Linked DNA regions of Homo sapiens: region 2 is linked to region 1. The links are chromatin loops, found by intact Hi-C in ENCODE. Cell type or tissue: PC-3. All regions are shown on one strand. Each heading gives the region's core, and the rest is flanking DNA. Links, peaks and the distances in the headings are about the cores only.

Region 1 (4,399 bases), core at 294-4,293:
TGACGTGTTGACATACCATGGAGCACATTTTACTTCCTTGACAAGGCACAGAAGCAGTAAGGTATCCCTTGCATGGGTTTAACATAGTTTCGAAATACACCTCAGGGGTTTATTAAGACTGATTAACTACAAAGTTATTCCAGGTTTAACATGTCTTCGTTATTTGGAAAGCAGCAAATGCTTGAAATAAGAATGAAACAATTGAAGTTGAAAACTGATTGTATGTAATGGCTTTAGGCTATTTTTATGTAATTGAATTGTAATTGAATCTGTTTTCAGAGTTATGAACAAGAAAAATATACCCTTCAAAGAGAAGTTGAACTCAAGAGTCGAATGTTAGAAAGTTTGAGCTGCGAATGTGAAGCTATTAAACAACAACAAAAAATGCACCTGGAGAAATTGGAAGAACAACTAAGCAGAAGCCATGGACAGGAAGTGAATGAACTAAAAACTAAGGTTGGGATATCTGCGTATTTCAGCACAAAATATTCCATATTTATGCAGCCATCTGTAAACTTTAGATGATAAAGATTTTCTTAAGTGTCAGCTTTGCAAAATAGCCAAGATCTAAGTCTTCATTATCTTAATATTGGGGGTGGGAACACTGAGATACAAGAGTTTGTCTAAGGGACTTGTATAAATTATATCCTATTAATTAAATACAATTATTTAATTTTGGTTGCTGGATATTTGTGAAGGTTTAGTTTAGTGACTAGCATGGCCTCCTTGCTGATAGTGGGTACAGCAGCCCCTTGCAGAAAGCCTCGTCTCCTAGCCTTCCCTGCAGTCAGTGGTATGCTTTGTAATTCTGTAAAACAGACCAGTAGTTTCTTACTAGTTAATGTGCATTACAAATGACACTTTATAGTTTGTTTACTGAGGATAAACTAATACATGTGCTCCAGTTCTTACAATAATATTGTGGAAAGGTACCATTATCATTTCCATATACCAGATGAAAGAGCCAGTGTTTAGACAGACTGAGTAAATTGGACACAATTCAAGAACTAGAAATTCTCCATCTAGGTTTGAACTGAGGCTGTCTGACTCCAAAGGCTGTGTTACTGAATCACTACATAGTCTAACAGCATGTTACACTGGCTCCATTTCAAACATAAACGCAAGATAAATGATTGGTCAGTGGTTTTCCCTTTTCCCAGCTAGCCAGTGCTTTCAGGTTGCTTCTGAGGAATCCAGAACTTTTTATCATGGATCTGCTTTGTGTATAGTCTATACTCTGACTTTTCCAGACACTGTCTACCAAAACTTGCCTGACTTTTGTCCTCCTTTCTCAGAAGTCTGTTACCCAATTTTCAGCTTCTTGTATAGCAGCCTCTAAGATTTTTCTTTTTCTGTATACCACCTATACTATTACTTAATTTCTCATTGACTCTCTTTTAATGTTTACTGATTTTAAGAAACATCAATGAAAGTATTTTTTTTTCCTTTTTTTTTTTTTTTTTTTTGAGGCAGAGTCTCACACTGTCGCCCAGGCTGGAGTGCAGTGGCATGATCTCGGCTCACCTGCAACCTCTGCCTCCCGGGTTCAAACGATTCTCCTGCCTCAGGCTCCTAAGTGGCTGGGATTACAGGTGTGCGCCACCACGCCCAGCTAATTTTTGTATTTTAATAGAGACAGGGTTTCACCATGTTGGTCAGGCTGGTCTCTAACTCCTGACCTCGTGATCCGCCCACTTCAGCCTCGCAAAGTGCTGGGATTACAGGCCTGAGCCACTGCGCCTGGCCAAAATTACATATTTAAGCTTGCTTATTTTTTCCCAGTATACACTAAAACAAACATAGCTATCTAAATATACCTTCATGTAATATATAATCATCTTGCATACCACTCTGACAGATAATATCATCCAGCTTGTCTGAAACTAGTCGGATTTGAGGCCCTAATGACTGATAATGATGTGCTTTCTTCCCCCTCTGGTTGTTATTTTTATTTTTGCAATAGTTTTCATCACCTAAACAAAAAAGAGTAATAAAGGGAGTATTCAGGACTGAGGTAAGGCTAATTATAGAGATGGCTTTTTTTTTTTTTTTTTTTTTTGGTGGAGCAAAGAGTACATTAGTGAAATATTTTGTTTTACTGATTTTCTCAAATCACTTATGCCAAAATTTGGATTTTTTTAATACCTTTTCTTCTCTTATTTTTCACATTTAATTCATCAAGTTCTAAGAACTTGACCTACAAAACATCTATGACGCTACTGCCACTCCAATCCAGACCTTCATCATCTCTTTCCTGGACTACTGCTGTAGCCTTCTGACCAGGTTGCTTGCTTCCATTGTTTCTCTTCATGCCAGTCATTCTTCACACAGTAGCCAAGTGGTCCGCATCATAGTGCCTCCAGATTGCTTCTGAGGCATCCAGACCCACCCCGATTACTCATGGATTATTTCTATGTTTATTAAACAAGGTGTGTCACTAGCTGTTAAAAGATGCCTAACCTTGGGCAAATAGGAAACTCCAATAGTATCATCATTCAGTAAGTTTGGTTCAATCAGTTCAATCAGTGATTGTTTTTAGAAAGAAAATAACTTTCAATTTATGACTTTTTTTTTTTTGGCTTTAGATAGAAAAACTGAAAGTGGAATTAGATGAAGCCAGGCTTAGTGAAAAGCAGCTGAAGCACCAAGTAGATCATCAGAAGGAACTCCTCTCTTGTAAATCAGAGGAACTGCGCGTAATGTCTGAACGTGTGCAGGAAAGCATGTCTTCAGAGATGCTGGCTCTTCAAATTGAGCTGACAGAAATGGAGAGTATGAAGGTAATTTTTATGGCATGTGTTTCTCAGGGTTTTCTCTTTTTTTTTCTGGCATATTTTTACATGTTTTGGTAATAATTCTTAAGAGCTAGTTTGAAGGCTGAAACATTTTTTGACCTAACTTGCATCTAACTAATTAAAAAATGGGTTTTTTTTAGGTGGATGACTTCATTCATAATATAGCTTTAGACTATATGATTATGTAAGGCAGCCTTTCTCTTAGATTAATGAAACGTCTGGAAGAATTTAGAGGCATATACTCTGATCCCAGATTTTATCGTAAGAGCCCAGTGTAAAACGTTGGCTCAGTGGAAGTTGAAATGCATGTGAACTTGGTTTTTTCATTGAAAGCTAAGGTTAATTAAAAATTAAAGCCTGAAATTGATAGAGGAAAAAGGGCAGTCTCTAAAGCCATTTGTTTCCTTGTTGAAAAATTTAACAGTAATAGTAATTTCTATTATTTTAGAATGTACCTGACAACTTTTGACTGGTTCTTTAGTTTTAATTTTGGATGTGAACCACAACTGAGATAAACTGAGCAGCTGCCAAATGAAAGATTATTCAAGAGAATTTCCTCCTTTTCAATTCCTGTTAAATAGACCACCCTCAAAGAAGAAGTGAATGAACTACAATACAGACAAGAACAGCTAGAACTTCTTATTACTAACCTAATGCGCCAGGTAGACCGGCTTAAAGAGGAAAAAGAGGAGCGAGAGAAAGAAGCAGTTTCTTACTATAATGCCCTAGAGGTACTATGATTACAGTAACATCATGTTTTCCAATTTATCATAACTTATTTTCTTGCTAATGTAATCTCTGTTGCCTAAATTGTTTTCTTTTGAATTTAGAAAGCTCGTGTAGCAAATCAAGATCTTCAGGTACAGTTGGACCAGGCACTCCAGCAAGCCTTGGATCCCAATAGTAAAGGCAACTCTTTGTTTGCAGAGGTACTTATAAGTATCCTAACTACTAAATTGGTATTTTCATTTACTACCAGAACAATTAAGCATGTTAATATTTTGTAGGTGGAAGATCGAAGGGCAGCAATGGAACGTCAGCTCATCAGTATGAAAGTCAAGTATCAGTCACTAAAGAAGCAAAATGTATTTAACAGAGAACAGATGCAGAGAATGAAGGTATAGAACTTTCACTATCAAAGGTTTATTAAACAAATTTTGTGTCAGCATTACATGTATGAATACATCAAAGAAACTAGCTTTTTCTGCAAGGAGTGTACTTATATAGTTGTTTCTAGAACTGCATGATTTCAAAAAATCAATTTTGAAATTAAAAGATTCATTTATAGTTTAAAAATCTTGGAATAAATATTTAGTAATAGTATATTTAGCAATGATTATTGTTTGTTTTAATGGTTACTCACTAGCTTTGACTTAAATCTTTCTTTGTGGAGTAGAAGAAAGAAAAGTATTTATTTCTTATTCTTGGCCTGATGTCTTTCCAAGCATAGCCCTAGGGTTCCTACTTCAGCTGAAACTCGCTGCCTCACCATTCCTCTGCTCTTTCACCAAGGCTTATTATGGAGTGAAATTTGGATTATTCAGGGTTCCCTTTCCTTGTAGCTCCTCAAGTCAAGCACATAGACCCTTTTAATTTTACGGGTT
Region 2 (4,399 bases), core at 184-4,183, 100 kb after region 1:
TCCCTTCCTCCTATACCAGCATAGTGAGAGGCAGGGGATGGCAGCTGTGCCTTGGTCCTGGATCTGATGTGAGCCGACAGCTTATTCCCAGTGCATATGCCCATATGAGAATTAACTCGAAGGAGAATAAACTGTTCCCTTTTGAGACCTGGCCCAGGGTACTCTACTCTGATGCCAACAGCATGTCTTGTTGTTTCTTCCTTAGCTGATCCTTACTGGCAGGGGGCCTCAAGATCACTGAAGCTTTTAGATTCGAGCATGAAGTCAGGAGTTTCCTCCTGCATGCCTTTCTGATGGCAAGGGAGCTGTACTGTAGTAGCTATGTTTGTGGTCTTTGGTGTCAGGGACTGGGCTCAAAGCCCAGAGTCTCATGGGCTATGGTCATGACCTTGGGGAAGCCTCTTATCTTCTTTGTGTCTCAGTTTCCCCATCTGTCAAATGGGGATGCAATAATTGTATGTACTTCAGAGATGTGAGAGATTGAATATGGTGATGCAGGAATCACTTAGCACAGTGGATGAGAGTGCGTTTCACCAGTTTTGGCTTTTCTAGACTCAGTTGAGCTGGGTCTGGTGGCTCATGTCTGTAATCCCAGCACTTTCGGAGGCTGATGTGGGAGGATTGCTTGAGCCCAGGAGTTTGAAATCAGCCTGGACAACATAGTGAGACCCCATCTCTTAAAAAAAAAATTAGGTAGGCATGGTGGCTCATGCCTGTAGTCCCAGCTACTCAAGAGGCTGAGGTGGGAGGATTATTTGAGCCTGGGAGACTGAGGCTGCAGTGAGCTGTGATCATGCTACTGCCCTCTAGCCTGTGTGACAGAGTGAAGCCCTGTCTCAAAATAAATAAAATAAATAAATAAACAAACAGATAGTTGACTGCAGTTTCCTGACCCCTTGAAGTCAGGTGCGGCCATATGCCTTTCTTTGGCAAATGACATGCAAGCAAAAAGTGATGTGCATCTCTCTTGGGTAGATGATTTAAAAGCCAGAAGTGATTTGCCACATTCCTTTCCCCTGTGGCAGAGACAGTGAGCGCACCCGTGCTGAGACAGAGCTGCCAGCCAAGGGCCCAGAGTAAGTAAGTAATCAGAGCCCCCACCCCTCTGCATTGGCCCTGTAGACTGCACCAGAAGTAAACTTCTGCTGTGTTGTAAGCACTGAGATATTGGGGTTGTTAGCACTACCTCAACCCAACTGATGGCCACACTTTAGATGTGCAGGAAATGGTAGCTGTTATGATTTTTTTCTCTTCCTTTTGTCTTCTCTCTCAGAGGTTCTGAGCAATGATGTGACCGATGGTGTCATCCGAGTCATCTGTAGCAAATGCTACTTTTGGATCTATCACCTCGGCATATGGGGAATCCTGTCTGTACAGCTGATATTCCACCTCTACCCTTCTCTTGCCCTATCATTTTGAGAGGGAAGAATTGGGATTAAACACTAGAGTTTTATCACTCATTTTCCTTTGCAAACCTTACCTTGCTTATCTGTGAAATGGATGTGAGAGCCTTGTTTCTATCTTTTCCAGGACTTATTGTATGATTGGTCCATGTATAGCAAGTATTATATACATCCCTCAGAAATTACTATTACTGGGTTTTCTTGTCTACCTTTTTTCCCCCATTCAGCACATGATGGTCAATTTTTTGTTTCTTTCCCCCCAGGATCTTGGAAACAAAGACCTCAACAGGGATAAAATTTACTTGATTTGTCAAATAGTCCGGGTCGGCAAGATGGATCTTAAGGATACTGGTGCAAAGAAGTGCACGCAGGGACTGAGGAGGCCCTTTGGGGTGGCAGGTAAGGGGCACACTCTGCATCATTGATTTTTATGGGAGCGCACATTTTATGTGGCTGAATTGTAATGATGATTTGTTTCCCAACCGCCTCCTGCTGCCCCCACCCCTGCAAAATTTATGCCAGACAGCCCTTAATAACTACATTTCTGGTGACTAAATCAAAATAATTGGTGACTAAGTCCAGATTTATGATGAACACAGTGAATCATGGGCTCCTCTTGTCTGGAGTAGAGCATCGGGAGACCGGGGCCGTCTGAGCAGTTGACACCTTTGCTCCCCAGCTCTGTGAAAAAGGAAAAACAATACAGGCAGGATCTAATTATGAGGAGCAAATCATTTAAAAAGTACATCTAGGACAGGAAATGCAGTTACACAGAATGAGTCACCTACCACACATCTAAATTCCAGATGGAAACGGACATTTGGAGAATTGGCGTGACCTGAGGCAGAGCCCTGCATGAGGCTGCTGTACAGCAACATCAGCTCTGCATTCCTCTTAAGCTTTAGCTCTCCTGGGGTTTCTAAGGCTTCGTCATTCTTGCCCCACTTTTATGGTTTTAGTTATGTTTGACTACCACTTGTACTGTTATTTACCAAATATAGTTTCTTTTAATCAACCTGCTTTACATAATGTATGTTTTTCATCAAAGGCGATTTAAATTCCTGTGAAAATGGCAATTTGATATGCCAGTTTTCTTTTTATTAAAATATAAAATTTTAAGAGTATACCGTGCATAACCCCTATGTACCATAGCTAACCTCAGTGTTTCAGGTTTCTCACTTCAAGATGCTCTGATCTGTAATCGCAGACCTGCTTACTCTCCAACTAGTCCCCTGGCACTGCTTGCAAAGCGGTGGAGTGGAGGATGTTTTACTGAGCTCACTGTTTTTTTTTTTTTTTTAACCTGGCACTGCGGCTAGCTAGCCAGCCAGTGATATTGGGCAAGCATTTTCCCCAGAGCCTTAGTTTTATTATGTGCAAAATGAAGGACTCATACCTGGTTAATTCATGAAATCCTCTACTGCTCTAAAATGCTCTGATTCTACTTGTGGGGGCATTTCTGACATCATGGTGTTTCTGTTAAGGCAGTAAGGATCCTTCAACCTTACTGCAAAGTGTGTCTTTGTCCTCAGCTGTAGCCTGCCCTCTCTTTTGGTGTCAGATGACAGAAATCTGATCTAAACTGGTAGAAGAAGGAAAAGAAAAGGTACTTTATTGGTGTAACTGAAGAGCTTATGAATAGATCGCTTCAGGCATAGCTGGATCCAGGAACTCAAATCAGTTTGTCTCTTTCTTGCTCCCATGTCCTCATGCTGGCTTACTATGAAGAATTTGTCTCTTTCTTGCTCAGCCCCTATGTCTTCATGCTGGCTTACTAAGAAGATGGCTGTCCAACTAGTTGGCAAATTATCAGCCAGCTGTTCCAAGCTTGCATCCTACCAACTTAGCAACCAGTGGAAAGAATGTACCTCTTTCCCATTAGTTTCAGCAGAAGCCCCAGGAGCTTTAATATAGGTCACGTCCTCATCTCCATAGTCTTTACTCTGGGCAGGGAGAGATGATTATCTGATCTACCAGGTCCTATGAATAACTTTGGAGCCAAAGGGAAATTGCCCTGCCCTAATCACAGCCCTGAGGATGGATGAGGAGAGTCAGTTAGAGAGAATGGATGCTCGGTTTCTCCTCCTGTCTGCTCTCTGACTCCCCTCTCTATCTAGATGCAGTCAGTGGTTGATTATTACCCAAGCAATTTTAATGGCCCCTGCCCAGTGCCTGGAGTGTTTGACGTATTTTCTGTAACTAGGGTATGAGCTTGATTGGAGTAGCTTTTCTCAGCCCTCTCCTACACTCCCACTTCTATAATCCCCATTCTAGTGTAGGAGTTCTTTACCTTGGTTTTGGGACCTTTAGTGGCTGATTTAAGGAAAGGTTTCAGAGGATCCAGGATACCTCTGGAATCACAGGATTTGAGGATTCTTCAGTTATGTATCTGTACATATGAGTATGCTTATGAAAAGAGGGTGGATATTTCATGAGATTCTCAGATCCTACAGAGACCCAATCACTGCTGTCTGGTTTTGTAGGCATGGTAGACATTCAATACATGCATGTCAAATCCAAACCTAATTGCTGAATTCCACAGCCACGGCTCTGACCCTTTCCTTTTGGCCTCTGCTAAGCCATGGTGCTCTTGGATGCCTCCCTGGCCCTCTGACCTCCCAGTCTGCTTTGCCTGGAGGTATTTGCCCTGGTGCTGCACGCGAGGAACCTCTGCTGTCTGAGTGTTGTGCAGCACTGGCTTGCTTGCCATTTTAGGCCTTCCTGACCCCCAGGCATCCCAGGCTCTACCTCCTGTCCCATAAGCTCATCCCACTGTCATCCCTTATGGGAACAGGAAGAAGTTAAACCATTAATTCATTCTGTCTTCTTTCTAGTTATGGATATAACAGACATCATCAAGGGGAAAGCAGAGAGTGATGAAGAAAAGCAGCACTTCATTCCTTTTCACCCGTAAGACATTTCCCATTTCTTTCCATTCTCTTCAACCACACCCTTTGTCATCAAGGGCTGCTGGAGCTCAGAGGGTACCAGTTCCC

What was found. Peaks named below come from ENCODE experiments on the same cell type or tissue, not always from the same donor. Only the 100,000 strongest peaks of a DNase experiment are listed, where the experiment ranks them.
Region 2: a loop joins it to region 1, with 6 times the contacts of the local background. A loop is called at or near these places in 5 of 110 quality-filtered maps.

Annotation. Positions count from the first base shown.
Region 1 is chr5:169,590,769-169,595,167 of GRCh38, forward strand. It overlaps SPDL1 (spindle apparatus coiled-coil protein 1), which reads left to right. Exons shown (of 12, transcript NM_017785.5): 3 at 280-456; 4 at 2,586-2,780; 5 at 3,377-3,526; 6 at 3,626-3,724; 7 at 3,803-3,913. Among named protein-coding and RNA genes, the nearest start is that of SPDL1, 9.2 kb to the left of the region's middle. In PC-3, for the core only: no CTCF peak of the experiment used is centred there; a DNase peak (open chromatin) is centred at 2,343; H3K4me3 peaks cover 854 bases; H3K27ac peaks cover 3,912 bases.
Region 2 is chr5:169,694,137-169,698,535 of GRCh38, forward strand. DOCK2 (dedicator of cytokinesis 2) reads left to right here. Exons shown (of 52, transcript NM_004946.3): 10 at 1,667-1,802; 11 at 4,238-4,313. Among named protein-coding and RNA genes, the nearest start is that of DOCK2, 59 kb to the left of the region's middle. RefSeq lists an enhancer at 1,342-2,541. In PC-3, for the core only: no CTCF peak of the experiment used is centred there; a DNase peak (open chromatin) is centred at 2,115; H3K4me3 peaks cover 1,610 bases; H3K27ac peaks cover 2,201 bases.